Regions from separate parts of the Mus musculus genome. Here region 2 is linked to region 1. Evidence: chromatin loops called from intact Hi-C (ENCODE). Cell type or tissue: left cerebral cortex. All regions are shown on one strand. Links, peaks and the distances in the headings refer to the core of each region. The heading gives the core; the rest is flanking DNA.

The links. Hi-C counts contacts between places; a loop is a spot of excess contacts. Peaks named below come from ENCODE experiments on the same cell type or tissue, not always from the same donor. Only the 100,000 strongest peaks of a DNase experiment are listed, where the experiment ranks them.
Region 2: a loop joins it to region 1, with 2.4 times the contacts of the local background. A loop is called at or near these places in 2 of 42 quality-filtered maps.

Annotation. Positions count from the first base shown.
Region 1 is chr2:119,741,862-119,750,183 of GRCm38, forward strand. It overlaps Itpka (inositol 1,4,5-trisphosphate 3-kinase A), which reads left to right and starts at 476. Exons shown (of 7, transcript NM_146125.2): 1 at 476-1,000; 2 at 7,329-7,425; 3 at 7,501-7,717; 4 at 7,812-8,016; 5 at 8,233-8,322. The coding sequence starts at 518. In left cerebral cortex, for the core only: CTCF peaks have their summits at 3,621 and 7,493; DNase peaks (open chromatin) are centred at 255, 1,014, 1,439, 2,293 and 7 more places; H3K4me3 peaks cover 3,318 bases; H3K27ac peaks cover 5,754 bases.
Region 2 is chr2:119,812,391-119,820,712 of GRCm38, forward strand. It overlaps Tyro3 (TYRO3 protein tyrosine kinase 3), which reads left to right. Exons shown (of 19, transcript NM_019392.2): 16 at 155-264; 17 at 413-572; 18 at 773-909; 19 at 4,254-5,714. The coding sequence ends at 4,644. Among named protein-coding and RNA genes, the nearest start is that of Tyro3, 17 kb to the left of the region's middle. In left cerebral cortex, for the core only: a CTCF peak has its summit at 3,452 (motif pointing right); DNase peaks (open chromatin) are centred at 340, 460, 859, 2,333 and 2 more places; H3K27ac peaks cover 3,953 bases.

The sequences.
Region 1 (8,322 bases), core at 107-8,106:
TGGGTGGCTGACGGCCTTGAACTCCGAATTAAGGGGCCCAGGCCAGAGAAAAGCCCCAGAGACTCAAAAGACTTTGACCAGGAAGGTTGGAACACGGAAAGGAGCCCGAGGAAGCGAGTGAAAGAATGGGCACAGCTTCTTCCTGTGCAGATTAAGACCTCTGGTTCCCATTGAAGGAATCCCTCAAAAGCCGCGGGAGGGCACTGGGCTCAGGTGCGGGGCAGGTCCCTTCTGCCACCTTGAGGGCAGGTCTAGAGATAAGGCGGGGGCCGGACCTGGGACTTCCACGTTACACTCGGGACACTGCAAGCCTCCTGCAGCAGCGAGGGCCCCCGGAGGCCCGCGCTTTCTCAGAAAGTGAAAGGAGTGGGCGGGGGGCGCGGCCGGGGCGGGGCGCGGCCGGGCGGGCGTTGCCGAGGCTCCGCCCCGGGGCAGTCCCAAGCCCGGGGCGCTGAGCGTCTACAGTCCCCGCCGCGCCGCGGGCTGGTGGGCTCGGCTGCGGCTCCGGTGCCGGGAGATGACCCTGCCCGGGCGCCCGACGGGCATGGCGCGGCCACGGGGCGCGGGGCCCTGCAGCCCCGGGCTGGAGAGGGCTCCGCGCCGGAGCGTCGGGGAGCTGCGCCTGCTCTTCGAAGCGCGCTGCGCCGCAGTCGCCGCTGCAGCAGCCGCAGGGGAGCCCCGGGCCCGCGGGGCCAAGCGGCGTGGGGGACAAGTGCCCAACGGGCTCCCGCGTGCTGCCCCTGCCCCGGTGATCCCTCAGCTCACTGTGACAAGCGAGGAGGATGTGACCCCGGCCAGCCCAGGGCCGCCAGACCAGGAGGGGAACTGGCTCCCAGCTGCGGGGTCGCACCTGCAGCAGCCACGCCGCCTCTCCACCTCGTCCCTCTCCTCCACCGGCTCCTCGTCGCTGCTCGAGGACTCGGAGGACGATCTGCTGAGCGACAGTGAGAGCAGGAGCCGCGGCAACGTGCAGCTGGAAACCAGCGAGGACGTGGGGCAGGTACGGGCCGCGGGGGCGGGGCCAGCGGGGGCTGCGCGCCGGGGACTCCGCTCTCTGCTCTGCTCTGACCGGCTTGCGTTCCCCGCCGAGAGCCCAAGCGGGGGACAGGGGGCATGGGGGCGGAGAGGGAGCCCAGGACGACCTCTCGCCTTGGTTCTTTTTCGGGGGCTAGGCAGGCGATGGTAACTGAGTGCCTGGGCGTCTAAAGGAGGTTGAGGAGTACGCGACCCACGGAGCGGGAGCCGGCGGGTCGGCTGGCGTACCTGGGTAACTGTCAGGTAGGGCTGGAGAGATCAGAGCGGGGTAGCCTTGCCCCGGGAGCCCTGAGAGAAAAAGGGGCGCGTGAGCTTTTCCCTCTCCTCCCCCTCTCGGTGCCGCGGCCCCACCCCCGCCGTTGCCACGGTTTCCCTCTCTTGAGTGGGAGTGGAGCGGAGCTCCTGGCTCTGCTCCGGAGCCGCTGCCGTCTGCTCCCCGCGCGCGCACGAGGCGTGGATGCGGGAAGGGAGGGGCGCAGGGCTAGAACCGAGCGGAACCAAGATCCACCTGCTGCGTCCCCCCTCCTCGCCCTGGCCTACTGCTCCTAAGTGTCCTGGGAAAGGTAAACTGAGGCTGACAAGAGCTTGCTAGTCTCTGTATGGCAATGTGAATGTTCCCGGGCCAATTTAACCGGCAGCTATCACCAGCCAGTGTGAGGTGAAGTCATTATTCGTGGTATGGCCCTCCTTGACTGGAGGTTGAACTCAGGGCCTCAAACACAGTAGGCAAGCACAACCACCACTGAGCTACATCCTAGCCCTCTTTTCTTGACACTAAATTGCCAAGTTACAGTGAAACACAGTCTATAGCCTATTCGGGCCTTGAACCTGCGATCCTCTTGTGTCAGTAATCTCCCTTGTTTTAACCATGGCCAGATAACTAAACTAACTGCCTGTGGACTGTGCAGCGTTGCTCTAGATGCATTTTACGCAAGCGTTCCTCGAGTGGAAAGAGAGAGAGAAAAAAACCGGGAACGCCCCGCTCTGCCCTGAAGGCCGCGTCCTGGCGACTTCGAGAGTAAGACGCGCGCCCAGGTTGCCTAGACACCTTGAGAAGAGCGCCGAGGTGTGGCCTGGGCCTTCTGGAACCTGGCATCCCTGCACACTAGGATTGGACCGAGGGAGGCAGTGTAACGACTCGAAGTGGCACTGTGACTCAGAGACTTGCAATACAAAAGAGAAAAGAGGGTGGGGGACTCACAGCAAGGATGTCGTCCCCCCACTTCCCGTCATCAGGTGTAGGTGCGGGGGCTCAGTCACGAGTCCTCTGTGCCTTTCGTCCTGACACCGTACGATCCGGTACGGTGGTCGTTCTTGGGGCGACTCTAGACTAGGTACTGAGGCGAATGTCGCCGAGGCCGAGGCTTCCCCAATACTGTGACTTGTGAGCAGTGGGAGGACCTCTGAAGAACCTGTACCGTAGATCTGCCACTCCCCTGCTCTAATCTCTGACACGGAGAGGCGGGCCCCTGTGAAGGGCGCGACCGGTGAGAGCTGGGAGGACCCGGGCTAGGGCGCAGGCACACCCGCTTCCCTGTTCCGCCCGCCAGGACCCCCTAATTGCTCAGGGAGAGGCTGTGTGGAGGAGGACTTGCAGTCTAAATCTGGGTCCAGTGTAGGTAGCTCCGGCAGGGGTCAGGACATCCAAGAGAAGCCCAAGCTAGCTGTTCCCTGCAAATCATCTTCCTTTCCCACCCTGGGTCTCCTCCGGGAGGCTGCAGGAGCGGTCCAGATGGCCTCTCAGGGACCTTTCAAACTCCCAGGTTGTCTCCCAGGCTTCCCAACCCCCCCGCCCGCCGGGGCCTCCCCGAAGGCAAACAGCTCCGGAGCTGCAGATAAGCCTGGAGCTGTTGACAGAGGCTGCCTGCGTCTGCGTGGAAGGGCCGGGAGCGGACTTTGCCTCACAGCAGGCCCCACAGCACACACGCTCAGCCGGCCTTTGAGGGCTTCCCCGGTCAGGAAGCAGAGCGGGTCCCACTGACCGTAAGGATGCACCTGGGGAAAGACGGTTCCTGCATTGTAGGGCTGCCGCCTAGCCAGCCAGCATCTCACACCCGACTCGAGGCCCTAGAAGGCTCTGCCTGTCTTAGCCAGGCTCCACGACCTTTCCTTTACTTCCTAGGCGCTTGTACAGCCTGCTCAGAGCAGGACATGAAGAGCTGGCTGGGCTCCCTCCAGCGGCCTTTTCTCTGATAGAAGGAAAATTCAAGAACAAGAAAAACTGAGCAACCAAGGGAGAAGCAGGAGGCCTACTCCAGGGGCAAGTGGTGTGACTCTAAGGCCTTGGCTGTCTCCTCAGACATTTGTGGGAGTGACCCTAGCAGAAGAGAGGGTGTTTTGATGCTTATTCATCTGGTTTTATTCTCTCAATAACTCAGGCTAGGTAAGGAGACCTGGATGCTGTCCCCTCCTGGACTCAGAACCCCCACACATCATTTTTCACTAATTATAGAGCAGAATTTAGGTTAACAGACTTCCTTTTTAAAAAGCAAATGCCCATGGGAAGGTGAAGTCGTGGGTCACTTATACCTTAGTGCAAATCATTTAGTAAATTTAAATTGGTTGCTCTCCCCACCATCACCACAGGGAGTGCTAGTTTGACAGGACAATTGGAACATGGGGAGGGTGTTGGGCTGGCAGAAATGTCAACCAGGATTGGTGACTCTATAGAGCAGTGATTCTCAACCTTCCTAATGCTGCAGCCCTTTAATGAAGTTCCTCATGTGTGGTGGCCACCAACCATAATATTTTTATTGCTACTTCATAACTGTAAGTTTGCTACTATTATGAATCATAATGTAAATATCAGTGTTTTCTGATGGTCAGATGACCCCTGTGAAAGAACTGTTTGTCCCTCACATGGGGTCGCGACCCACAGATTGAGAACCTCTGTTATAGAGGCCGAGAACACGATGGAAACTAAAGACAGCAAAGGATGTAGTCTGGTAGGGAATGGGCTGTCCGGGCTGATGTAAGGAGCAGATGTTCACAAGGCTTCCGAACAGAGCTTAGACAAGGAAGAGGTCTAAGGCTAGGACACAGCAAGTCCCTACTTATGGAGACACTCATCTGGAAGGAAAAGAAATTATCAGAGGGGCCTCGTTTGTCATCAGAGCATCGTGGACACTGGTTTCTTGACCTTTGCACCAACTGTCAAGGCAGCCTGTGGTTGGTGGAAGCAGTCTCTCCTTGAGGCAGGGGTGGATCATATCTTCCCTGATGTTGTTTATGAGCCAAAATCTTCACCCACCCCCCCACCAATCCAAAGTGACTATCTAGCAGTCTTTTGGGATTTATTTGGTTGTGAGTATGTTTTGTTCCTTGCAGAAAGAGCCACTCTTCGGAGCGAAGCTGGCAGTGAGTTGGCTTCCATGGGGCTTACATCAACTGGATCCATGTTTGGCCATATCTGTTATTGGCAAGGAACGCTACACGTTGTTATAAGAAATTTCAGGAGCTGTCAGGAATGCTCTGCTGAGATAGTGGGCAGGAAAGCGACTCACAAAACCAAGCCGGGCAGTGGTGGTGCATGCCTTTAATTCCAGCACTTGAGAGGCAGAGGCAGGCAAATTTCTGAGTTCCAGGCCAACCTGGTCTACAGGACAGTCAGGGCTATACAAAGAAACCCTGCCTCAGGGAAAAAAAAAAAAAAGACTCACAAAACCAAGGAGAGTGCGGAATGGCTCTATTTCATGTCAGCTCAGGGACAAGTTGATACTGTTATCATATATTAACTGGTCAAACCATCATATATTTAAAGACCTATCTCAATGTTTCACAGCCTGGCCTCAAATTTCTGGGTTCACATAATCTTCCTTTTTCAGCCTCCCACGTAGCTAGGACACAGCCATGTGCTACCAAGTCCAATGAATCGGCTCCTGTGAGGCCTCAGTTGAGCCTTCAGTCCTTTCACTGAAATCACAAAACCCCAGCTTGGTGTGGTAGCATAAGCCTTTAATCCCAGCACTCGGGAGGCAGAGGCTAGTAGATCTCTGAATCTCTGAGTTCAAGGGCAGCCTGGTCTACAGATTTAATTCCAGGACAGCCAGGCGCGCGCACACACACACACACACACACACACACACACACACAACTCTATCTTAGAAAGAAATTACAAAACCCCCAAAGGAATGGTGGTGAAGTTTCCTTACACAGCCCAAGCTGGTCCTCCCGCTGGGATGACTGCAGAACTAAATGTACCCTGGTTAAGTTCATTCTTGCCCCACCCTCCCTCAAAATTTTGTTAGGCTTTTCAAACCACTCAAGCCTTTCACCATTAAAGGAAATAAGAGAAGGCCCCTAAGCCCACCTCAGAGATTAAAACCTTCATAATACCCTCTAGCTATAAATGTTCCACCTTGTGAAAGCTGTCATGTGGTATCCCATTTGACCCCTAGGACCAAAATATAAAAACTGCTAGATGATTGGATCACGGTGAGGAGGTTGGGCTGATCAAGAGCATAAGTGGGAGTCTAGAAACAGGGCATGAGGATGCTAGCTTCTGCAAGCCTTGATCATAGTCATGCTGTGTGTGGGCATCGAGATCATCAGGAATCTCAAGTGAGAGAAGAGGTCTAGGATGCTCCTGCTAAACACACATGCTACATACATCACCTCCCTGGAATTTTACTTGAGGATTTGGAAGGAAGGGAGTTTTATAATAAAGCCTGGATTTATTATGCAGCAAAATGCAAACCTTGTATGTATTTAAAGATTTATAAAAGGAGTTTTGAAAGATGTCATGTTTCTAGTGGGCTGCTTCTGGCTACACCCCCAGATCCCTGGGGATTGGACATGTGATCACGCCCTAGTGTGCCATGTTGGGAAAGTGAGAGCAATGATGACCGTGGGAAGATGAGAAGGGATGCAGAAGGCAGTAGCCAGTGGGGCGCCTCGTGCTAGGGCAGCTGCTACGCCTCCCTGAGGAAATGGTACTTGCTTGGATCACTGAGCTAGGAGGTAAAGGAAGCCAGGACTTAAAGCAACCGCTCACTCCCTACCCAGTGCCTTGTCATCAACTCCACCTCTTCCATAGGCAAGGCTTTCCGCTCAATTGAATTCTGCTACTTAAGTGACCTCATTTCTTCCCTTTGGTGAGGAGGCTAGTTCCTGGGTTCTAGGAAGACAAGCATCAATGGGACAAGGCTGCAAACAAGATATATACATGAGCCAGCCCCCGAATGTCAAAGCAAACACAGGGCTGCTGAGTTTGGGGTAGAAGGTGGAAATGCCAGGATTGAGTGGAAGGCAGAGTAATGGCAATGAGGCAAGAGATGACACCCCAAAGACCCCCACTTACCTGCAGTTTCCTCTAAGACCATAGGCCTTCTACGTTATATTTCCTCATCAGACCATAGGGTTCTTGATCCAGATCGCAGCCAAGGATGCCTTGGGCTTTTGGCTTTGTTGTCTAGTGTGTGAGATCCAAGCAGCTAGAGGATCCCAGGGAGCCTCAGGCCATTCTTTTTACAAGCCCTGGCAGACTGGCCTCCCCTCTCTGGTCTGAAGACTTGATTGTTGTTGTTGTGCCCTGCTAAGGGAGAGAACCAGATCCCAAGTGAGTATGTTTGGCCCAGTTCTCTCCAGGAGTTGGATGGGGAGATTCAAATTCAATTCATTCATTACAATAGTGCTAAAAAAAAAAAATTGCTGGTGTGGTGGCACCTTTAATCCCAGCACTCAGGAGGCAGAGGCAGGCGGATTTCTGAGTTCGAAGCCAGCCTGGTCTACAAAGTGAGTTCTAGGACAGCCAGGGATATACAGAGAAACCCTGTCTCAAAAACAAAAAAAAACAAAAAAACAAAAAAAAAAAAACAAAAACAAAAAAAAACCCCAAAAAACAACAACAACAAAAAACAATAGTGCTGAAAGTGTAATTGTTTCCCCATTTCACAGATCTGCAGATTTTTAGTTCCTTCCCTGGCTTACTCAAGATGTCCCCGTGATAGATCTCATAATCAGCATCAAGTAATTTTTGATAGTCACTGAGTTCAAAACCCTTGCCAGAGCCCACTTAATGGTAGAGCTAGATTTAACCCTGAGCCTCCTGGTGCTAAATCTCTGGATCCTTTCAGCCTGTTTGAGTAGCTAGAACGACCTTTTCTCCGCCTGTCTCAGCACCTGCAACACTGGCTTGCAATACATTTTCTTTGGGTAGGCCACTGAGTGAGTGGGTAGCAACTGCTTGGATGAAAGACCTTAACTGCTTCTAGTGGGATGAAACCAAGCTGAAATCCTGCTCTAGAGGGACATTACTGAGACCTGACTTGCAGACCTGGACCTGTTGCTTTCAGAAAAGCCACTGGCAGAAGATCCGTACCATGGTCAATCTGCCTGTCATGAGTCCTTTCAGAAAGCGCTACTCCTGGGTGCAGTTAGCAGGGCACACAGGTGAGCATCATTGCAGGTGGGTGAGGTTGCTGCCACAGGAAGGCGTGGGCAGTTCTAACTGGTGCCCTTGTGCAGGGAGTTTCAAAGCTGCCGGCACCAGTGGCCTGATCCTGAAACGCAGCTCGGAGCCTGAACACTACTGCCTGGTGCGGCTGATGGCTGACGTGCTGCGTGGGTGTGTGCCGGCCTTCCATGGCATAGTCGAGCGGGATGGTGAAAGCTACTTGCAGTTACAGGACCTGCTCGATGGCTTCGATGGGCCTTGTGTGCTTGACTGCAAGATGGGTGTCAGGTTTGTGTCCCCTCTCTTTGTCAGGCAGAATCAGTCCGGAACCAAGGACTGGGATAAAAGCTCACATGCCCTGGCCCCTACTTGCACTTCACAGAACTTACCTGGAAGAGGAGCTGACCAAAGCCCGAGAACGACCCAAGCTGCGGAAGGACATGTATAAGAAGATGCTGGCAGTGGACCCTGAGGCACCTACTGAGGAGGAGCATGCGCAGCGCGCCGTCACCAAACCACGCTACATGCAATGGCGCGAAGGCATCAGCTCCAGCACTACACTCGGCTTTCGCATTGAGGGCATCAAGGTGGGTCAGGCTCCCCTCACTTTGCATGGCCTTTCTTCTATCCCACCTTCAGTGCTCCTGACCTCCTGCCTCAACCATCACCAAAAGACACCCTCCGGTAGCCATCTCTTGATCCCCAGAGGTTAAGGCCCCGGGGAGGTACCACTGCCCTTTGCACGATCCTCTCTCCCCCCAGATGGGTCCTGGGCTCTGACAGTCCTTGCCCACCTCCTTCAGAAAGCCGATGGATCTTGCAGTACTGATTTCAAAACTACACGAAGCCGAGAGCAAGTGACCCGTGTCTTTGAGGAGTTCATGCAAGGAGAT
Region 2 (8,322 bases), core at 133-8,132, 71 kb after region 1:
CTTGCCGCAGCTTCCTCAGAAGGTTCTCCGTCCCCTATCTCCTTTTCAGAGATACTTACGATAGTCTTTAGGCTTTCTGACCAGAGAATTTCATTCATTACGCCCCACACAGAGTGGGGAGGTTCAACCTGATTTTGCCCTGTCTGCCTACCAGAACCTGCCCCTCCAGACCCTGGTCCGGTTCATGGTGGACATTGCCTGTGGCATGGAGTACCTGAGCTCCCGGAACTTCATCCACCGAGACCTAGCAGCTCGGAATTGCATGTAGGAATGGATTCTGGTGGCCTGCTGGGTGGGAGACAGCTACCGCCTCCTACCTTGGATAGAACCTCCTATGCACGGGGATAGCCTCGCTTTTAGTAAGGCTCTGGGCCTGGGGAAGACTGAGTCTGTCTTTCAACACCCCTCTCAGGCTGGCCGAGGACATGACAGTGTGTGTGGCTGATTTTGGACTCTCTCGGAAAATCTATAGCGGGGACTATTATCGTCAGGGCTGTGCCTCCAAATTGCCCGTCAAGTGGCTGGCCCTGGAGAGCTTGGCTGACAACTTGTATACTGTACACAGTGATGTGGTGAGCAGGGTGGCCCAGTGGGGCTTGGTAATGTGAATAGGGTGAATTAATGTGCGGGTGGATGTGCAGGACCCAAAAAGGACCACCAAAGTTCTGTTCTTTGAGCTTTGTCTATTGACGAGACCCTTGAATCCTGGGATATGGCTCTGCTTGGCTCAGGAAACCAATAACATTCCCCCTCAACCCTGATTCTATACCAGTGGGCCTTCGGGGTGACCATGTGGGAGATCATGACTCGTGGGCAGACGCCATATGCTGGCATTGAAAATGCCGAGATTTACAACTACCTCATCGGCGGGAACCGCCTGAAGCAGCCTCCGGAGTGCATGGAGGAAGTGTGAGTATCCTGGGTCGTGGGTTAGGGAAGGAGCTTTGGCTCGAGGCTGCTACCATAGCAGCTCAGAACCTCCACCTGACTTCTGTTTGTCCTTCTTTTGGGCCTTGTAGTTGAGTGTGAGGATTGATCTCTACTCCATATTACATCTTTTTCCTGAAGCTCCCTGTTTGCTCTCTCCCCTCCCCTCTTATTCTCCCTCCACTCTCTTTTGTTTTCTGGACGGGAGAATATTGAGGCGATGTCCCTGGGCAGCTCAGGTTGGCCTCCAAACTCTGGGATGACAGCTGTGGACCATTATGCCTGGCTCTTGCCCCATATCTCATGCTCCTGGCTTTTCCTGTCTATTGTTTCCAGTCTCTGGTGAAGGACAGAGTTGAGCAGCAGCCCAGGTTTCCTCGTCACCTTTTGGGAGCCTAGCTAGTCTACAAGCCTGCCTCTAGCACCCCATCTCTACGCACAGGGCTGCACAGGGCCTCAGGAAGAACAAGCAGCCTGTGACTGTCTTTTCTTAGCCAGGACAAGCTGGGGAGGGAGCTGGGCTTCTCCCTTGGCCTCAGCTTTCCCTTGAAGAAGAATCCTGAGATCCTGGGAAGAAGGAAACCAATCCCTTTCTTTGTAACCAGCCCAAAGTACTGTGAAGCAGGGCAGGACACTGACATAGTGTAAACAAACCCCTTTGGCAGGGTGACATAATTGTCACTTACCCTGGCTGGGCCCTTTAGGTATTCTCCCAGGCAATCTTCCTATCACCCTATAAGGAAAAGGCTTATTTTCTCCATTTTGTGGATGAGGAAATGGGATTAAAGAGGTTAAATAACATGGTCAGGGTCACACAGCTATTATGTGAATAAGTTAGTACTCAAACCTAGATCCTTCGGCTTTAGTGTTTATGCTCTGAACCCTGAAATCAACTGTGTTTGGTCTGTTCTAGTATTACTGCCTGACTCCAGTCAAGACAGAGTAGAGTGGTTCAAGGGAATATATACGTGTTCCTTTTGTGGTTTGGGGGTTAGGTCTCCAGAGTGTTGCAGCCATGAGCAAGCAGATGTGGCAGTAGTCTTCTCTGGGCACCAAGAGAAAAACATTTAAATTATTTGTTTACTTATTTATTTATTGTGGTGCTAGGAATTGAGCTTAGGGACTGTATGTGAGAAGCAAGCTCCACCACCGAGCCCCTCACTCACACTGCAGAAGGCAGTGTGCATGCAGCAACCAGCCCTGCCCACCTGTTTTGTAAGCAGAGCTCAGGGTATTGTAGACTTTGAAAGCTCAGATCTCCTTGTGGCTGCACCTGGCTTCAGCCCTCTTCTAGAGCTGCAGAAGCCACGCTCTGAGGAGCCGTAGGGACAGACCCTGGCTGGCTCAGTCTTCTCCCAGACTGGAGCTGCTGTTGTCAATGAAGGGTGGGCGGACACTGGCCTCCCACCAGGCAGCCTGGTGGAAGGACGCCAGTTGGCTTCTAGCACAGCCTTGAGAATTATATCCCAGTCTGGCCATATACCCGTGGTTCTGGACCATTCCCACAGCCTGCCTGGGGTCTGGCATGATTCTTCTGCCGTTGGAACCCCAATTAGGAAGGCTTTTTTGTGAGACAGTCCTTGGTGCTTTTGCCATGGTCAAAAGTCAGGCATTGTTGACTGCACTTTGTTTGAGACCTTCCCCACAAGGGGAGGGAGGGTGTGTGTGTGTGTGTGTGTGTGTGTGTGTGTGTGTGTGTGTGTGTGTTTCAGACTTAGAAACAGTGAGAGCTCTAAGAGAATTTGTAAGGCTAAAGAGTGCAGGTGGGGTATTCTTGGCAGAGAAAGAGGACTGGAAACTTTTCTGAAAATGTAAGCATACATGAGTGGGTGCTGCCTCGTGTGGACTTGGGACAAAAGAGGAAAAGTACATGTCTGCCCCCTCAAAAGATAACCCCGAGTCCAGGGTCTGGGATATGGTAACTCGGCAGTAGAGTACTTGCTTAATATACGCTAGGCTGTAGGCCAAAAAACAAGAAAAACAATCCTGCCTCCAGTCTTTTGTGTAAGACAAAAGTGCTTTTATTTTAGTCCCCTCCTGAGACTGCTCAGAAGAAAGATGGGCACTAGCTAGCCCTTGTGGCTTCAAGTCATAGTTCTGTGGCTTTGGGGAACTTGTTTGAGATGATCTCACTTATCTTAGACTAGTCTCACATGAGCTTAGAGCTGAGAGGTACCCTAGACTTCAGATCCTCCTGCCACCACGCCCAAGTGTCAGAATCCCAGCGGTGTAGCACTTATGAGGTACTGGAGGTCATACCTGGGACTCTGTGCACACTGAGCAAGCATCCTACCAACCGACTGCATTCCAGGCCTGTGTTTTATTTTCTGAAATAGGGCTTTGCTATGTCGCTCATACTCAAACTGTATCTTAAGCCTGCCTCAAACTGGTGCCAGTCCTCCTGCCTCCACCTCCTGAGTGCCAAGGTTACAGGTATGCATCCCATGAAAGCCTGCTCTGTTACTTGCTACTTCACTAAGGATTTTTTATTTAAAGATTTATTTATTTTATTTATATGAGTACACTGTCACTGTCTTCAGACACACCAGAAGAGGGCATCAGATCCCATCACAGATGGTTGTGAGCCACCATGTGGTTCTGGGAATTGAACTCAGAACCCCCAGAAGAGCAGTTGGTACTCTTTAACCCGAGCCATCTCTCCAGCCCTTGGTTTGGTTTTTTGAGACAGGGTTTCTCTGTGTAGCCCTGGCTGTCCTGGAACTCACTCTGTAGACCAGCCTGGCCTTGAACTCAGAAATCCACCTGCCTCTGCCTCCCAAGTGCTGAGATTAAAGGCGTGCGCTACCACTGCCCATCTTGAACTAGTATTTTTTTAAAGATTTATTTTTAAGCTGGGTGATGTTGGCACAGGCCTATAATCTCAGTACTCAGGACGCAAAGGCAAGTAGTGAAAGCCAAAGCACTATTGAAACTGCTGAGCCATCTCTCCACACTTCAATTTCCATATTTTACATAGGAACTGTTAAATGTAGGTCTGGCAAGATGGCAGAGCAGGTAAGAGTGCTTGCTGCCAAGCCAGAAGGCCTAAGTTCGATCCCATAGACCCACGTTGTAGGAGAGAGCCAGTCCCTAAAACTTGACCTTTGACTTCGAACAAGTGTGCTGAGGTACATGCATGAGGTCATGAGCATGTATGCATTCACACACACATATATACATACACGAAATGCATATAATTTAACCCGACACGTAGTTATCCTTCTACAGTACTGTTAAAAGAATGAGTTATTTTCCCATCTCAGCGTCATATGGTCGGGAGGTCCTCTGCTTTGTGGCTACTATGTCCCCGTATTCTTTTACCTCAGGTATGATCTCATGTACCAGTGCTGGAGCGCCGACCCCAAGCAGCGCCCAAGCTTCACGTGTCTGCGAATGGAACTGGAGAACATTCTGGGCCACCTGTCTGTGCTGTCCACCAGCCAGGACCCCTTGTACATCAACATTGAGAGAGCTGAGCAGCCTACTGAGAGTGGCAGCCCTGAGGTCCACTGTGGAGAGCGATCCAGCAGCGAGGCAGGGGACGGCAGTGGCGTGGGGGCAGTAGGTGGCATCCCCAGTGACTCTCGGTACATCTTCAGCCCCGGAGGGCTATCCGAGTCACCAGGGCAGCTGGAGCAGCAGCCAGAAAGCCCCCTCAATGAGAACCAGAGGCTGTTGTTGCTGCAGCAAGGGCTACTGCCTCACAGTAGCTGTTAACCCTCAGGCAGAGGAAAGTTGGGGCCCCTGGCTCTGCTGACCGCTGTGCTGCCTGACTAGGCCCAGTCTGATCACAGCCCAGGCAGCAAGGTATGGAGGCTCCTGTGGTAGCCCTCCCAAGCTGTGCTGGCGCCTGGACGGACCAAATTGCCCAATCCCAGTTCTTCCTGCAGCCGCTCTGGCCAGCCTGGCATCAGTTCAGGCCTTGGCTTAGAGGAGGTGAGCCAGAGCTGGTTGCCTGAATGCAGGCAGCTGGCAGGAGGGGAGGGTGGCTATGTTTCCATGGGTACCATGGGTGTGGATGGCAGTAAGGGAGGGTAGCAACAGCCCTGTGGGCCCCTACCCTCCTGGCTGAGCTGCTCCTACTTTAGTGCATGCTTGGAGCCGCCTGCAGCCTGGAACTCAGCACTGCCCACCACACTTGGGCCGAAATGCCAGGTTTGCCCCTCTTAAGTCACAAAGAGATGTCCATGTATTGTTCCCTTTTAGGTGATGATTAGGAAGGGATTGGCACACTTGGGTCCCTAAGCCCTATGGCAGGAAATGGTGGGATATTCTCAGGTCTGAATCCTCATCATCTTCCTGATTCCCCACCCTGCAAAGGCCTGGAACTGGCTGTGGGGCTCTGAGGCATGCTGAAGGACAAAAGGTTACAGAGATCCGACTTCAAAAGGCAGGGTCTGAGTCTGGCAGGTGGAGAGGTGCTAAGGGGCTGGTCCAGGAGTCAGGCATTTCAGGACCCCTCCAAGCTTCTACAGTCTGTCTGAGCATGCTACCAAGCCCCCAGATACCCCAAAACTAACAGAGGCAGTTTTGTCTGAGCCCAGCCCTCCCACATGATGACCCTTAGGTCTACCCTCCTCTCTAAATGGACATCCTCGTTTGTCCCAAGTCTCCAGAGAGACTACTGATGGCTGATGTGGGTAAGAAAAGTTCCAGGAACCAGGGCTGGGGTGGAACCAGGGCTGGGGTTGAGGCAGGCTCTTGGGCAGGCTCTTGCTGTTAGGAACATTTCTAAGCTATTAAGTTGCTGTTTCAAAACAAATAAAATTGAAACATAAAGAATCAAAGCTTTGTTTTGTTTTTTACTGATATTGGTTGTTTGGAGTTTTTGTTGTTTTGAGACAGGGTCTTAACTAGGTATCCCCAGCTGGTCTGGAACTCACAAAGATGGACCTGCCTTGTTCTGAGTGCTGGGATTAAAGGCACGTGCTACCATTCCCAACCCAAGGCTTTGTCTTTTAAATGTTTACTTTTTTCCCCTTTTGGATCACAAAACAATGAAGCATTCTTGCACAGAGAAAAGTCTAGAAAAGACATGCCGGAGTGTAGACAGTTATCTTTACGTGATATGATTAAGGAAACCTTTTTCTTACTGTATCTTAAAGTTCAACCCAGTGTGCTTCTCATAAGCAGATTAGATAGACCCCAGTAATTCTTACCATGTTCAAGATAATATATAATCTTTGTAGACAACTAGGAAAGTGTAGAATGTCTGTAATCCCACCACCCCACAGTAATAACTCCCACTGGACTCTGGGAAGTGCAAACATTTTGACATTTAAGTTGGAACAGAGGCACTCTACACCCACTACCAAACATTTCCCTGGGTCCTCATCTCTCCACCCCTGCGGGAACCTGGGAATCAGTAGTCAAAGAAAGGTGAGCCTCTTAGAAACAGAGTTGTTTCCCAGTATTTCCACCTGCAACCTCATTTCCACGTGAGCTCCTGGCTTTCCGCAACAGGAGGCAAGCAGATCATGTCTCTGCCGGGACGGAAACTGGGAGAGGCAGAGCCACAGCCCTGCTGGCTGAGGGCAATGGAATGAGGTAGGCCCCTTCCCGGAGCAAGTGTCCTGAAAAACCTGTTGCTGGTTCTACAGGTCAGGTTTCCACATAGCTAATGAGACTTGAATTAAATGCCACGCGAGTAGCTTTTCAAATATTTCTTGCTGTATTTAGCTTTAACTGTTTAAATGATTTATTTGTGTGTGTGTGTGTGTGTGTGTGTGTGTGCATGTGATTAACTGAGAGATAACATTGGCAGTCGTTGGTTAGAAGTCTCTGCTTCTCAAGTAACCCTTTGTGCGGGAACCTGGCATGTGCTAGATAACTGCCTAGGCTCTTCCAATACAATGTTCCCAGAAGTAAGAATTTAACCTCCTTGCTCCAGGGCAGGAGAGAGGCAGAGGATTCTCTGGGAATCCAGATCTGAACTGGGAGGTTAGCTGAGTGATCACCTCTTCCCAGCGTTCCTGGGAGCATCTTTTTAAATAGGTAGCTGGTGATTTTTTTTCTTTCTCTTTTCTTTCCTTTTTAAAGTCTGTTATGTTTAAGACTAGCCTTGTGAGTTCCAGGACATCCAGAGCTACAGAGAGGAACCCTGACTCAAAACAAAACATGTGTTGCTACATTTTTTGGGGTGGTGGTGGTGGTTTTGTTTTTGTTTTTTTTTGGGGGGGGGGTTTGAGACAGGGTTTCTCTGTGTAGCCCTGGCTGTCCTGGAACTCACTTTGTAGAACAGGCTGTCCTCAAACTCAGAAATCTTCCTACCTCTGCCTCCTGAGTGCTGGGATTAAAGGCATGCGCCACCACGCCAGCTGCTACATTTTTTCTTAATTTCTTTGTTTTGTTTTTGTTTCACTGTGTTGTTCTAGTTGATCTGGAACTCAGTATATGCACCAGCTGGCCTCAAACACAGAGACTGACCTGCCTCTGTCTTCCTAATGCTGGGATTAAAATCCTGTGCAACCACACCCAGTACTGCTTTTAAAAATCTTTCTCTTCTCTTCTCTCTCTCTCTTTTTTTCTTCTTCCTGAAACAGGGCTTCTCTGTGTAGCTCTGGCTGTCTTGGAACTAACTCTGTAAAACAGATTAGCCTTCAACTGCCTCTGCCCCCCAAATGTTGGGATTAATGGTGTGCTCTACTCCACCCTATTTTACACCCTGACTCTTTTTTCTTCTCCCTCCCTCCCTCCCTCTCTGTCTCTTCTTTCTTTCTTTTCTCCTCCTCCTCCTCCTCCTCCTTCTTCTTTTTTTTTCCCCCTTTGGTTTTTCGAGACAGGGTTTCTTTGTATAGCCCTGGATGTCCTGGAACTCACTTTGTAGACCAGGCTGGCCTTGAACTCAGAAATCTGCCTGCCTCTGCCTCCCAAGTGCTGGGATTAAAAGCGTGTGCCACCACGCCTTATTTTATTCATATGGGTGCACCTTTTAGCTGTCTTCAGACACACCAAAAGAGGGCATTGGATCCCATTACAGATGGTTGTAAGCCACCAAGCATGTGGTTGCTGGGAATTGAACTCAGGACCTCTGAAAGAGCAGTCAGTGCTCTTAACCACTGAGCCATCTCTCTGGCCCTAGCCTATGTTTCTAATGTGCTTACCACTCATTGTAGGTGCTGCTGCTGGGAAGGACTACACCAAGGACTAAGCTCCATTAATAATCCCGAAATGTGCAGTGAGTTTTAAAAAAGAGTTTACATGATTATTTAACAATGTAATACAAATGGAAAAGCAGGAAACATTTAATCTGTATTAAAGTTTACTTTTTTATTTTTTTTATTATTTTTATTTATTTGCATAATTGCAGAAAACTTGAGTTTCATTCCCAGCACCCATGCAAGTTGTCTCACAAGAGCTTGTAACCATAGCTGCAGGGAGATCTTATGCCTCTGG